Linked DNA regions of Homo sapiens: all the other regions are linked to region 4. The links are chromatin contacts, found by Hi-C or POLR2A ChIA-PET in ENCODE. All regions are on one chromosome and are shown on one strand. The core of a region is the stretch at or near the end of the contact, and the rest is flanking DNA. Distances in the headings are between cores, read along the strand shown.

Evidence for each region. A loop is a pair of places that touch in the nucleus more often than their neighbours do. ChIA-PET counts read pairs that join two places held with the same protein, here RNA polymerase II (POLR2A). Pooled maps may share reads with other maps.
Region 1: a loop to region 4 is called in a map of naive thymus-derived CD4-positive, alpha-beta T cell, with 13 times the contacts of the local background. The contact joins the promoter of GNG3 here to the promoter of ATL3 in region 4. A Hi-C loop is called at or near these places in 1 of 168 maps with a recorded cell type or tissue (naive thymus-derived CD4-positive, alpha-beta T cell) and 6 of 50 pooled maps. POLR2A ChIA-PET finds 5 or more read pairs at or near these places in 1 of 52 experiments (A549).
Region 2: a loop to region 4 is called in a map of gastrocnemius medialis, with 3 times the contacts of the local background. The contact joins the promoter of STIP1 here to the promoter of ATL3 in region 4. A Hi-C loop is called at or near these places in 5 of 168 maps with a recorded cell type or tissue (CD4-positive, alpha-beta memory T cell, CD8-positive, alpha-beta T cell, gastrocnemius medialis and 1 more), 2 of 37 single-sample maps with no recorded cell type and 15 of 50 pooled maps. POLR2A ChIA-PET finds 5 or more read pairs at or near these places in 4 of 52 experiments (GM10248, HEK293, MCF 10A and 1 more).
Region 3: a loop to region 4 is called in a pooled map, with 8 times the contacts of the local background. The contact joins the promoter of ZBTB3 here to the promoter of ATL3 in region 4. A Hi-C loop is called at or near these places in 1 of 37 single-sample maps with no recorded cell type and 6 of 50 pooled maps. POLR2A ChIA-PET finds 5 or more read pairs at or near these places in 2 of 52 experiments (OCI-LY7 and activated CD4-positive, alpha-beta memory T cell).

Annotation. Positions count from the first base shown.
Region 1 is chr11:62,706,426-62,709,402 of GRCh38, forward strand. GNG3 (G protein subunit gamma 3) reads left to right here and starts at 1,251. Exons shown (of 3, transcript NM_012202.5): 1 at 1,251-1,490; 2 at 1,870-1,969; 3 at 2,253-2,776. The coding sequence starts at 1,871. The coding sequence ends at 2,381. It overlaps BSCL2 (BSCL2 lipid droplet biogenesis associated, seipin), which reads right to left and starts at 999. Exons shown (of 11, transcript NM_001122955.4): 1 at 684-999. The coding sequence starts at 770. HNRNPUL2-BSCL2 (HNRNPUL2-BSCL2 readthrough (NMD candidate)) reads right to left here. Exons shown (of 24, transcript NR_037946.1): 14 at 684-899. RefSeq lists a silencer at 1-42 and enhancers at 1-383, 1,703-2,902.
Region 2 is chr11:64,184,485-64,187,547 of GRCh38, forward strand. It overlaps STIP1 (stress induced phosphoprotein 1), which reads left to right and starts at 1,687. Exons shown (of 14, transcript NM_006819.3): 1 at 1,687-1,786. The coding sequence starts at 1,778. LOC124902686 (a long non-coding RNA gene) reads right to left here and starts at 1,197. Exons shown (of 2, transcript XR_007062712.1): 1 at 1-1,197. RefSeq lists enhancers at 1-186, 810-879 and silencers at 1,000-1,139, 1,840-1,899.
Region 3 is chr11:62,752,533-62,755,499 of GRCh38, forward strand. It overlaps ZBTB3 (zinc finger and BTB domain containing 3), which reads right to left and starts at 1,628. Exons shown (of 2, transcript NM_001370809.1): 1 at 1,432-1,628; 2 at 1-1,183. The coding sequence starts at 1,132. RefSeq lists enhancers at 281-1,158, 2,039-2,916.
Region 4 is chr11:63,669,656-63,672,743 of GRCh38, forward strand. ATL3 (atlastin GTPase 3) reads right to left here and starts at 1,721. Exons shown (of 13, transcript NM_015459.5): 1 at 1,635-1,721. The coding sequence starts at 1,680. RefSeq lists enhancers at 1,086-1,587, 1,588-2,087, 2,128-2,237 and silencers at 1,248-1,507, 1,538-1,597, 1,918-2,037.

The sequences.
Region 1 (2,977 bases), core at 1-2,500, 960 kb before region 4:
GCGAGGTCGCTGTCTCCTTGCGCTCGCCACTGGCTCTCTCTGCGGCAGGTTTCCCTCCGGTTACCGTGACCAAAGGGGAAAGACGCCTGCCTCCCTGCAGGCCCCAAGATGTGCCCCAGGGGATGCGCTGACTGCAGCCTCCGCTCGGCTCTCCCTTGAGACTGCAATCACAGCCCTCCGTGCACACCTTCACCACAGGCCATTTCACCCGCGAAGCGGCCGAGTGAGGCGGTCATCCAGCTGGCGCTGATTTTTATCGCCCACAGCTCCTAGGACCTGTAGGCATCTAAGGCGGGGGCATTCGCCTAGAGCATGTTGCAGTTTGCGGCAACCTGGGCCTCTTGCGTTGTTGCGCAGGCAGATTAGTGCCCTGTTCCCAGCGTGGTAGCATTGTGGACCTCCTCTGACCCTAACTGGATACACTCTCCCTCAGAGTCCCCACAGCACATTATCTAGACTAGCTTTTGGCAGTCTTCTATTTTGTAGACGTCTAATCACCCCAGATAAAGTCCTTCAGAGGCAAGGCCAGTGTTGTGTACATCTTTGCACACTGCTGCGGGCGTGGGAAGTAATCTATTCAAAATGAATGAAATTCTTAAAACCAATCCATCCCCCCGCCCCCTTCACGCCAGCCCACCTATTTCCAGTATATTTCTGCTGACTGTCCCCACAAGGGCCCCTACCTCCTCTTTGTCCGGTCCTTTGATCTGGTCTCCGCACACCTCTTTTTCCCCAGCTTCCTCCTTTTGGTCTACCTTTTCTGTAGACATCTTCCTGACGAGCCTCTGTTGACTCTGGATCTTCCACTGAGTCACTTGTGGCTAAAACGTGAAGTGGCGATCCAGACGCTGATACCTGTGGCGCATCACATTTTCCTGGATATGGAAAATGGAGGGTCCCTGGGAGAGAAACGAAGATTCAGGTGCTAAGTGCTGTGTCAGAGTAGAGGGAGGAAAGGAGGAGGGGGGCGACTGCCCAGCTGATGTCAGATTTTCAAATGAGCAGGGTCCCCCGCAGCCAGTACAGACTCCACTGCAGGGGCCGTCATAGGCCCAGACCACGCCATTTGAGAGGGGGAGTCGGCCTTGGCCTCAGCTCTGTTGGGGAGGTCTCTAGCCCAGAGTCAGGATGCCTGCAATGGGGGAGGGGCAGGCAGTGAACTAGCGACAGTGGGGGTGTGCGCAGGGATGCAGGCAGCTAGGCTCCCCCACTGGCCAGGCAGTTGGTATGCTCCAGGATCTGAGCAGCTCCTTCTAGCATCCTTCATCCTTCAGGTACCAGCCATCCAGACAGTGCTTGAGCTGCAGAAACTGAGACCAGACCTCTGGCCTGGCCCTCCCCAGGGGCCTCCTTTCGTATAGTCACTGCTTCTGCATCAGATACTTTCAGCTGCAACTCCCTACTGGGTGGGGCACCCATTTCAGGCAGAAGGTTTTGGTACCCTCCACTGACCCTACACCCAGGGCTGCTACTGCCGCTTGTGGCTTCAGGTAAGTAATGGCCTGTTTTTCTCCTGTTGGGGCTCACTGGAGCAGACAGGGGTGATGTGCCCTCCTCATCAGGGTTGGTTGAGGTCTTCAGAGCTGGGAACACACATGGTTTGAAGGGCTGAAAAGCCTTAAATCATTTGTGTAAGGTTTAATGATCTGTGGCCCAGGCCATGAGGGAGTTTGGGGAGCACCTCATCCCACCCTATTTTTTTCCATGAGGAATACAGGGATGAGACAGTCCACTGGAGGAGGAGGAGGAGGATAGGAGGGGAACAAAATATTGGGGTATGACCACAGCCTTGTAAAGGTTGGTGTGGAGTGAGCATGGAGGGGGGCCTCCAGCTGAGACTGTGCTCTGAGAGGTCCCTCTTTTTTCCAGGATGAAAGGTGAGACCCCGGTGAACAGCACTATGAGTATTGGGCAAGCACGCAAGATGGTGGAACAGCTTAAGATTGAAGCCAGCTTGTGTCGGATAAAGGTAGGTGGGACCCTGGCTGGCTCCCATTAGTTGGCCAGGCTGTGCTGTGCTGCAGGTTCCCAAAGCTCAAGATAAGAGATGCGTTCTTTCCTTCACTCCCTGAGGTCAGGGGAGGAGTCTGGGGCTCTGTAGAGAGAGCTGTCCCCAGGCCTCTGGGGGGGATGAGGGAGAAGACAAGTCGTAAGGAGCCCTGGAGATGGCAAAAGAGAACCCATTTGGGGAGGGAGGCTGCAGTCCCCTTCAGAGGTCCTGGCTAACAATACCCTTCCTGGCTGTGTCCCAGGTGTCCAAGGCAGCAGCAGACCTGATGACTTACTGTGATGCCCACGCCTGTGAGGATCCCCTCATCACCCCTGTGCCCACTTCGGAGAACCCCTTCCGGGAGAAGAAGTTCTTCTGTGCTCTCCTCTGAGCTCCCCTGTCCCTTCTCACAACTCCTCCCTTTTCCCTCTCCTGGGCCCTTCCTTAGGTCAGTAATTGTTGTGAGCCCCTTAGGCTCCTTGCATCCCATCCCTAACCCTTGCCTGACCATGTGAGGTTATCTGAAGCACAAGGCCCACCCTCACCTATCTGTCGACCCCATTTCCTACCACCTTTGTGGCCGACCCCAAGCACCCCAGAGATATGAGGCACCCTTTGCTCCACCCACAGCAGGGCCCCGTCAGACTCTGCCAGCGCGTCCTGCCCGCTTCCCTCGGTGACCTGCTCAGACAATGGAGAGGGATGGGCCAGGTTCTTGCTCTCAGTCTCACCTGGAGCTACTGGGAGGGTAAAGCCATTTGAAGAATAAAGTCATCCAGAGCCTCAGGACAGCTCCTGTGTTAGAATTCTTGGGGGGAGAGGATCATCAAGCAATAGATCTGCCATACCCAGGGAAAAGGGCCAATCAATGCAGGCTAGACATCGTCAAGGATCGGAGATCAGAGGGGTCGGGGGATGGCGGGCGCGAGAGAGCGTCCACAGTGTAAGAATTAAGTACAAAAGACGCTCAAGAGGCTGCGAAGAGCA
Region 2 (3,063 bases), core at 437-2,936, 510 kb after region 4:
ACCAGCCTGGACAACATGGCGAAATCCATCTATACAAAAAAAAAAACAAAAAAAAAAAACCCAGAAAAATTAGCTAGGCGTAATGGTGCTTGCCTGTAACCCCAGGTACTTGGGAGGCTGAGGTGGGAGGATGGCTTGAGCTCAGGAGGTTGAGGCTGCAATGAGCTGTGATGGCGCCACTGCACTCCAGCCTGGGAGACAGTGAGATTCGACTCCGTCTCAAAAAAAAAAAAAAAAAAAAAAAAAAAAAAGCAGGCGGTTAGATTGCACAGGCCCTGAACCCCATCCTAAAGCCTCCAGCACTTTCAAGTGAGGGATTACCAGGTTTGCGGATCTGCTGCAACTTGGCTGCAGTGTCCAAAATGGGTGGGGCAGGTGGAATTAAAGATGAGGCTGTGGAGACAAGCTACTGGCAGAGAGGACACACTTTAAACCCTGGGAAGATATCATTACCCAGAGAGGGGGAAGGATGAGGACACTGCAGAGCCCAACATCATCGCCAGACCCGAGTCATGCGGCTCCTTTGTTCCAGGAACCAAGGCTGACCCTAGAAGCAATAGCAGCATTTTCACTCCGCAGGTGCATCTCTTCCACGCTTTGGGGTGCCTGCCCTGCCTCCGACTTCTGGGGCTGGGATTTAAGGCCCTACCAGGGCACAGCTCGCCAGCTCACAGGCGGTCAACTACTGATTCAGTTCTTCGTCTCCTTCACTCCTTTACATCGGACTCACGAGGGCTGAGGGGCAGCTCCCTTTCGTTAAGTGCTTCCCGCGTGCTCAACACCGCACGAATTCCCCTCGGCCCTACAGGACCAAACGACCGGCGCGCTGAGAAAGGGTGTGCGGTTCCACTGAGGACGCCCAAGCGGGACAGCCGGGCCCGCCGCGGTGAGATCCCCGGCCTGTCCAGCCCAAGCCCAAGCGCCCTCGCGGTCACGTGGCATTTCCGGAACATTCAGAACCTAACAGCCAGGAGGCAGGAGGGCCGGGCCGAGGCCGGAGCGCTGGACAACGCGGGTAGCTGGCGCTCGAGGGACAGGCAGCTCCCACCGGCTAGGACCCCCATCCCGATGCGCGGGCGAAGGGCTGGGGCCCTGTGCCGCTGGCGATCCCGGGGACCGCCTGGAACTCGCGGCACTCGGGAGCGAGAGGGAAAGCAACCCAGAGGCCCCGCAGCCGCCGGCGACACAGCTACAGACCCCGACTGCAGCCGGTACTCCCATATATCAGGGGCGGGGCGAAACCCGGCCTTTTGAAGGGCAGCGATTTAAACCAATCAGCGCAAAGAGTTGGCAACCCTCCGCCCAATTGGAATCGCTCTCATTCTGAAGGCGGTTCCGACATGGAGTCCGGCAGCCCAATGGGAGAGGTGGAAATTTCCAGAACGATCAGAACCAATGGGCGCGGCCAGCGCGGCTACGATTGGCAGTGCAAAAGACCAATCCGTGTCGCAGAAGTTCGCTCCTCCCTCCATTCGTGGAGCCTGAGATGGGTGGGTTTATAGAGGAGCGCCCAATCCTGAGGTGCGGGGGAGGCAGGGTTGAGGGAATTACTCCCCGCTGTCCAATGAGAAGGAAGTGGAGATGATGGGCTGGACCTCAAGCCAATAGTAGAGCAGCACAGACATTCCCCCTAGAAGAACTCGACCAGTGAGCAGGCGAGGAAGGGGCGGGAGCCGGGGTCCCGGTAGCTTCTAGTAGGTTCCAGAAGGCGGCGCGTGCGGTTGGGAACGCGGAGCGGACGGATTCGATTCAACGGGGTTCCGGACCGCGCTGCGCTATGGAGCAGGTGAAGGGGGAGGGGCGGGCTGAGGCCCCGAGCCTGCTCGGGGACCGGCGGTGGCCAGGCCGCGGTAGGGGGGCGGGGCGGGCGCCGGATCCAGGAGACCGGAGCTCGGCGCTGGGGCCGGACGGGGCGGCGGCGGGGAGGTGAGGGCCGCGGGCGGCGGGCGGGAGCGGGATCTTTAGCGAGGCCGGCCGCGGGGAGCGCCCATCGCCCCCTGGTTGGGCGAGGAGGGCCCGGCGGAGGCCACAGCTTGGGTGAGTCCGGCCGGCGGCGGGAAGAGGGGTCGCGACCGGGCCCTGAAGGCGTCCCGAGGGGGCGGCTGCGGGCCATGTTGGGGAGGGTGCGGGCCGCAGGGGGCGGGGTGGAGGTGGGCCGGGGGCCGGGGTCCGCACCCGCGAGGTAGCCCTCCGGGAGATCTCAGACGGCCGACGGAGAAACCGCTCGGGACTTAGCCACGAGGAACTTGGACGGATCCAGGGAGCGGGGACGGGGATACACTGGGAGTAGCCGAGGATCTTAGCAGCCTGGGATGCAGTTGGGGCAAATGTTACTCTTCTACATCTGAGAAGGTCAGGGTGGGAGAGCGTTGAGCGGGGGTCTGAGGAGCGACAGACCGACTCTACCTGATGCGGGAAAGGGAAGGGTGCCGCAAAAGTCCTTGGGACGAATTCCATCTCTGACAGTGTTTTACAAATGTATTGCGGCCCCTCCCCCTCTTTTTGTATGCTTGTGTGTGTGATTGTCGAGTGACCGAGGACCAACACTTCCGAAAGGTGGGTCTGAAAGATGGGTTTCTGACGACCCGGGGGTGGTTGTAGACAATTTACAGAGATCAACCGCTGGAAGTTATGGGCCTCTACTGAGCATTTGAGGGGCCGAGTTTGAAGCGGTTGCTGCTTCCTTTCAGTGACTTGGTTATGTCCTCAGTAGCTTGCGGTTATGAAAGGCCTAGAGGTTTTGTTCGATTTGAAGCTGTCATTGAGCTGTAATGATTCATCGGAAGAAAAAGGACAAAACAACCTCCAAGAAACCTCTACCAACCTCCGAGAAATCATCCTCCCGCTCGGGAGTACTACTGTCTTCGCTCCGGGCCCATAACACTTGGGGGTGACAATTCTGAAACTATACCTGGTATCTGGTTCTTACTTCAGGGCCATAAAACTAAGATCGCCCACACTCTCCCCTTAAATAAGACATCTCGATGGACTAGTGACTACCATCCTTTTTTTGGTGTGAGCTACAGAGCTGAGCCTTTGGTCTCTTGTAGCAGTTGCTGCTTT
Region 3 (2,967 bases), core at 378-2,877, 920 kb before region 4:
CTGGCAGCAGATGGTAGGGTAGATGAGGGTCTGTTGGCAGGAAGTGGTCACTTGGCCCCACCTCCTCCAGTCCTGCTGCCCCTGGGTCTTCAAAAGCCTCTGGCTGGGAGGGCTGTGCCCCATACACTGCTCCTCCAGATGGGAAAGCTCTCTCAGGACCCTGAGGCTGTTCATCTGACACATCAGTCTCTTCATCAGAGATCACAATAGCTTCAACTTTCACCTGGACCAGCTCAGCTTCAGCTGGGGCTGGAGCCTGGGATGGAACTGGAGCTGAGACAGGGGCTGGGGCTGACGTTGGGGCTGAGGCTGGGGGATAGAAGCCTTGCAGTGGTCCTCCAGGATCCTTTGGTTCCACCACCCTCAGACTCTCAGGACCCACATCAAGAGATGGCAGTGGCTCCAATGAAACTGCTGAGATGCCAGAAGAGAAGTAGTTTGTAGGAATGGTCTCAGTGGAGCTACTAGGGCTGGCAAGAGAGACATCAGCCACTGGTGGATGAGGTGCCCGCAGATGTGGTGCGTCAACCTCCATGCCAGGCTGTGTAGTGTCAGCCCCACTAGACATTGGTGGCTCATCTGGAGGACGGACAGTAGGTGAGGGAGCAGCAGAGCCTTTCCATTCCCCTTTGCCCCAGTGGCCTGATGTCTCAGCAGATGCCAACGAAGGTTGGGTGCCACGGGAAGTACTAGACAAAAACTCCAAACTAGGAAGCTGTGAGTTGGTTTCCTCCTCCTTCTTGGTACTGTCTGCCTCTGCCAGGGCCCGGGCTTGAAGCCGCCGCTTACACACCTTGACGATGTCATTCATGTGCAAGTAGCTGGCAGCTGCCAGCACATCCTCCACAGGGGTATCCCCTCTCAGGGTCAGCTGGCCAGCATACATAAAGTCCAGAAGCAGCCCAAAGGCTGGGGCTGTGACAATTTCATTGTGAATACACACCAGATCCCTCTTGTCCAATTCCCGCTCCTTGTAGAAAAGCTGGAAGAATGGGCTGCAGGAGGCCAGCACAGCCCGATGGGCCAAGAACTGGGTACTACCCACCATCACGGTGCAGTCACAAAGGAAACCCTGGGACCGCTGCTCCCGGAGGCTCTGCAGCAGCTGCTGACTGTGTTCTGGGAACTCCATAGTACCCCACGAAGGAAAGGGGGCCCAAAAAAGGTCCCCACCAGTGGCTCCCTGAGAAAAAAGGGCAGTGAGTTAAGACAGGTAACCTCCCCAGCAACCTTATCAGCCCTTAACTATCACTTGCCACTCCAAAACAATCGCTTAAGTTACTGCCCTTCTTTCTCCTAGGTCACACCCAAAGCTCTCCCATTAGCTCCGCCCACCTCGGCCTAACCTTAGAACAGGCCCCACCCCCGTCCGATAAGCCCTGCCCCCGGAAGTCCCGCCCCTTAGCCACCCTCCGCTTCCTTGATGCCCACCCGGTAGCGTCCAACGGCTCCACGAAGTAGAGATCTTTTTCGCTCCCAGGCCTTGCCAGGCGATGCCTCTACGCCCCACTTCGAGAACTCCCTAAGCATCTCCCTCACGCATTCCAGGGGCTAAGGACTACCAGGGTGGGAACTAGCGGAGAAAGCTGATACCTCACCCACCACCGAGCAGCCACAGGGCGAGCTCCGCCCCTTCCCACCTTCTCAGCTTTAATTGGCTTAAGATTGCCCTCCCCTGTCACGGATTGGTCCGCTCTCCACTAACCATCCTCCCTCTAACTGCCGTCTACAATTGGGTGCTCGCCGCCATCGCTTTTGCAGTCAGGCGTTGGATTGGGTGACGCTCCTGTCCTCAACTTTTCCTCTTCGTCCCGCCTTCCTTGCCTCCGAGCCCTCAGGATTGGCTGAGCTTCTCCTTCTACCTAATCCAGCAGGCAGGAGGTACCCGGCTCCGAGTCGCTGAACGCGGCGCTCTCCTGGCGAGGCTGGAGGTCGGGAACCCTGCAGTGTCGGACCCGAGCTGACAGCAAGCCACTCCCGCTACAGGCTGACAGGGAAAAAGAGAACCAACTAGGCCAGGCGCAGTGCTTCACGCCTGTAATCCCAGGACTCTGGGAGGCCGAGGAGGGCGGATCACTTGGGGTCAGGAGTTCGATACCAGCCTGGCCAACATGCTGAAACCCCGTCTCTACTAAAAATACAAAAATTAGCAGGTCTTGGGGGCGCGCGCCTGTAATCCCAGCTACTGGGGAGGCTGAAGCAGGAGAATCACTTGAACCCGGGAGGCGGAGGTTGCAGTGAGTCAAGATCGTGCCACTGCACTCCAGCCTGGGCGACAGAGTAAGACCCTATCCCCCCACCCCCCCAAAAAAAGAGAACCAACTGGTGACTGTGGGCAATAGCCCCACGTCCCTGAACTGCGTTTGTCTCTTGAAGGTCCCTTCCTCTCAAAAATTCTAAGATTTGCCGGGTTCGGTGGCTCACGCCTTTAATCCCAGCAGTTTGGGAGGCTGAGACGGGCAGATCACTTGAGGTCCGGAGTTCAAGAGCAGCCTGGCCAACATAGTGAAACCCCATCTCTACTAAAAATACAAAAATCAGCTGGGCATGGTGGCGCGTGCCTGAAATCCCAGCTTCTAGGGAGGCTGAGGCAGGAGAATCTCTTGAACCCAGGAGGCAGAGGTTGCAGTGAGCCAAGATAGCGCCACTGCACTCCAGCCTGGGAGACAGAGCAAAACTCCATCTAAAACAAACAAACAAAAAAACATTTTAAGATGCCCTACTGCTCCACTCCTCCAAGCTAAGTTTCCGGGGCTCCCGGCTCAGTGATGGCATGAAAGAACTAGCAGCTACAGGGATGATGTCGTGGTGTCCCTAGCCTGGACTCTACAGTCAATTTACAGTGAGAGGATAGAGTGTTCTTTGTTTCCAGAGCGTGCTGAGCAGGTGCTGGTAGGAAGGGTAAGAATGGGGTCAGGATCATAAAATGTCCCAGGACAGGAGAGAAGAAGCAAAAACCGTGTCTAC
Region 4 (3,088 bases), core at 471-2,970:
TAATGGGCCGGGCACGATGGCTCACGCCTGTAATCCCAGTACTTGGGAGGCCGAGGAGAGGAGGGTGGTTCACCTGAGGTCAGGAGTTCGAGACCAGCCTGGCCAACGTGGTGAAACCCCGTTTCTACTAAAAATACAAAAAATTAGCTGGGCCTGGTGGCGGATGTCTATAATCCCAGCTACTCGGGAGGCTGACGCAGGAGAATCATTTGAACCCAGGAGGCGGAGGGTGCAGTGAGCCGAGACTGCGCCACTGTACTCCAGTTTAGGTAGCAAAAACGAAACTCCGTCTCAAAAAAAAATAGCCGCGCATGGTGGAGAGCGCCTGTAATCCCAGCTACCCGGGAGGATGAGGCAGAAGAATTGCTTGAACCCAGGAAGCGGAGGTTGCAATCAGCCGAGATCGCGCCATTGCACTCCAGCCTGGGTGACCAGAGCAAAACTCCGTCTCAAAAAATAATAATAAAACAATGTGCTGGACTACTGCAATACTGAGATCCTTCTCAGCCAAGTGTTTACAGGTGTTAGAGCGGCAACAGGAATTTCTGGAGTACAAGCTAATCTCTGTGGGAATGGAAAAAAAAAAGCACTAATTTGAATTTCAGTACCTATGTTGCAATGCTAAATTCTTGACAGGGATTAGTACTCCGTAGGTTATGCTTCTTAAATCTCCAAAAGTAAGCCAATATGTGAAATCGTACATTTTTGGTCCGTTATTCTAAGACTGACAAAACGTTCCATTGCTTCGTATTTGAATTTGAGAACTGAGACTCATTTAAAAATTCTTCACTGTTCTTTTCCTTTTTGCTCTTCGATTTCGCAAGTGAAACGGTCATTTCAACAGCACACACATTACACTAGAATAAAGCCAAGTAAAATGACAGACTAAATCAGATCCGTGAATACACGGTGACTCCTTATTTGGTTTTTAATACTTTCACTATGTTTCATGTCTTCGGGAAAGCAAAAGAACAACGTACTGTGCCAAAAGCACTAACTTACGAAAAACCAATTTAGACCAATTCTTTACAGCGTTAAGTATGGGTTGAAAACCAACTTTCCTAATACTTGTGGTCAGTGCCTCAAGGTCGTTAGGATAAAAATAAAGCTTCCAAGACACTTCGCAGCCTTCCAGCACTTCCAGAAAGGCCAAATAAACCAGCATTCACCTTCCCGCTCCATCCAGGCCCCGATTCTCCGACCAGAGAGGGCGCTGAGTGCCCGGGCACGGAGGGGCAGCGCCCTGGGGCGCCCGGCTCTGCCCAGGGCGGGGCTCGGCGGGGCCGAAGCTCCGGACGCCGCCCACGGGGACCACCGGCCCTTGGGCCGCCCAGGGGCAGCTGCAGCCCAGGGGAGGAGCTGGAGGAGCCCCCGGCGGCACCAGGGCCCGAGCCCTGACGGCGGCCGCCCCCGGCCGAAAAGTAAGGAAGGTGCCGCCCTCGCTGGACCAGCTGGGCCCGAAGAGGGGCCCCCCCACCACAAATTCGGAAACCGAGTGACCCCGGCGAGGGACGCGCGGTCCCAGCCCCGGGACGAGGAAGGGCGGCGGCGCGGGCGGGGGTTCTTTTCAGAACTACAGCAGGGAAGGCGGCGGGGGTGGCCGCGGGGCGATCCAGGGAAAATCGGCGCCTCACCTGCTCCTCTTGAGGCAGCTGCTGCCACTCGCTGAGGGGACAACATGGAGCCTCCGCCTTCAAAGCAGAAGCAGCAGGGGTGCAGAGGAGAGGGACGGGTGCGGGCGGGAACGAACCGGGCCCTGGAAGCGGGAAACGGGCGGAGCCTGGGCTCTAGAAAAAACTAGCCAGAAGGTGGGGCACGCGGAGCCGCGACGGAGCGAGCGCAGCGCGGTCTGCGTGGCCCAACGGACAGCCCGAGGCGTGGCGAGCGCAGGACGAGGCTAGGCGAGGCGGGGCGGGAAAGCGCACGCGGCAGAATCCCGCCACCGCCTGCCGCGTGTGCGCGAAGCGAGCCGCCGGGTACCTGTTGGCGGGGCGCTGAGTGCTACCGTCCTTTGGGAATTGTAGTCCCGCGCTCACTGGGTCCCGGCCAGCGGTCCTCATACTGCGCACTCATCTGGGGCGGGGCTTGGCGTGGTTCTCCGACGACTGAACTACAACTCCCAGCAGGCTGTGCGGGAAGGGGCGGGCTGGCTCGGGTCCTCCTGCGAGCTGCGGCCGGCGCCTAACGTGCAGACCAGGCCCCAGGCCGAGGCTTTATCCTGGAACCACCAGTGTGAGAGACAGCTTTGGTGTTTAACTAGGCCTGGGACCACAGGTGGGCAGAAGAGAGGCCTCAACCCTGGATGGCATGAACGTCACTGGGTCTTTAATGATTTTGACTTCATAAGGGCAGGTGGCCGTGACTTCATTACCACCTTTATTATCATCTCCCTATATTCCTGTCCCTGGCCATGGCTGATGCGCACCATCACCGCTCTGATAGCTAATGTAAGAAGTCCAGGCCGGGCGCCGTGCCTCACGCCTGTAATCCCAGCACTTTGGGAGGCCGAGGCGGGTGGATCACCTGAGGTCGTGGGCGTTCGAGACCAGCCTGACCAACATGGAGAATCCCCGTCTCTACTAAAAATACGAAATTAGCCAGGCGTAGTGGCGCACGCTTGTAATCCCAGCTAGTCCAGAGGCTGAACAGGAGAATCGCTTGAACCCAGGAGGCGGAGGTTGCAGTGAGCCGAGATCGCACCATTGCACACCAGCGTAGGCAACAGGAGCAAAACTCCATCAAAAAAAAAAAAAAAAAACTTGCACGCACATCCCAGCATTCTCTGCTCCTTTTCCCTGCATTACTTTTCTCCAAAAGACTTCATACCACTTGGCCAGGCGCGGTGGCTCACGCCTGTAATCCCAGCACTTTGGGAGGCTGAGGTGGTTGGATCACCTGAGGTCGGGAGTTCAAGACCAGCCAGGCTAACATGGTGAAACCCCATCTCTTCTAAAAATACAAAAAATTAACCAGGCGTGGTGGCAGGCGCCTGTAATCCCAGCTACTCGGGAGGCTGAGGCAGGAGAGGTTGCATTGAGTGGAGATGGCACCACTGCACTCCAGCCTGGGAGAAAGAGCAAGACTCCAT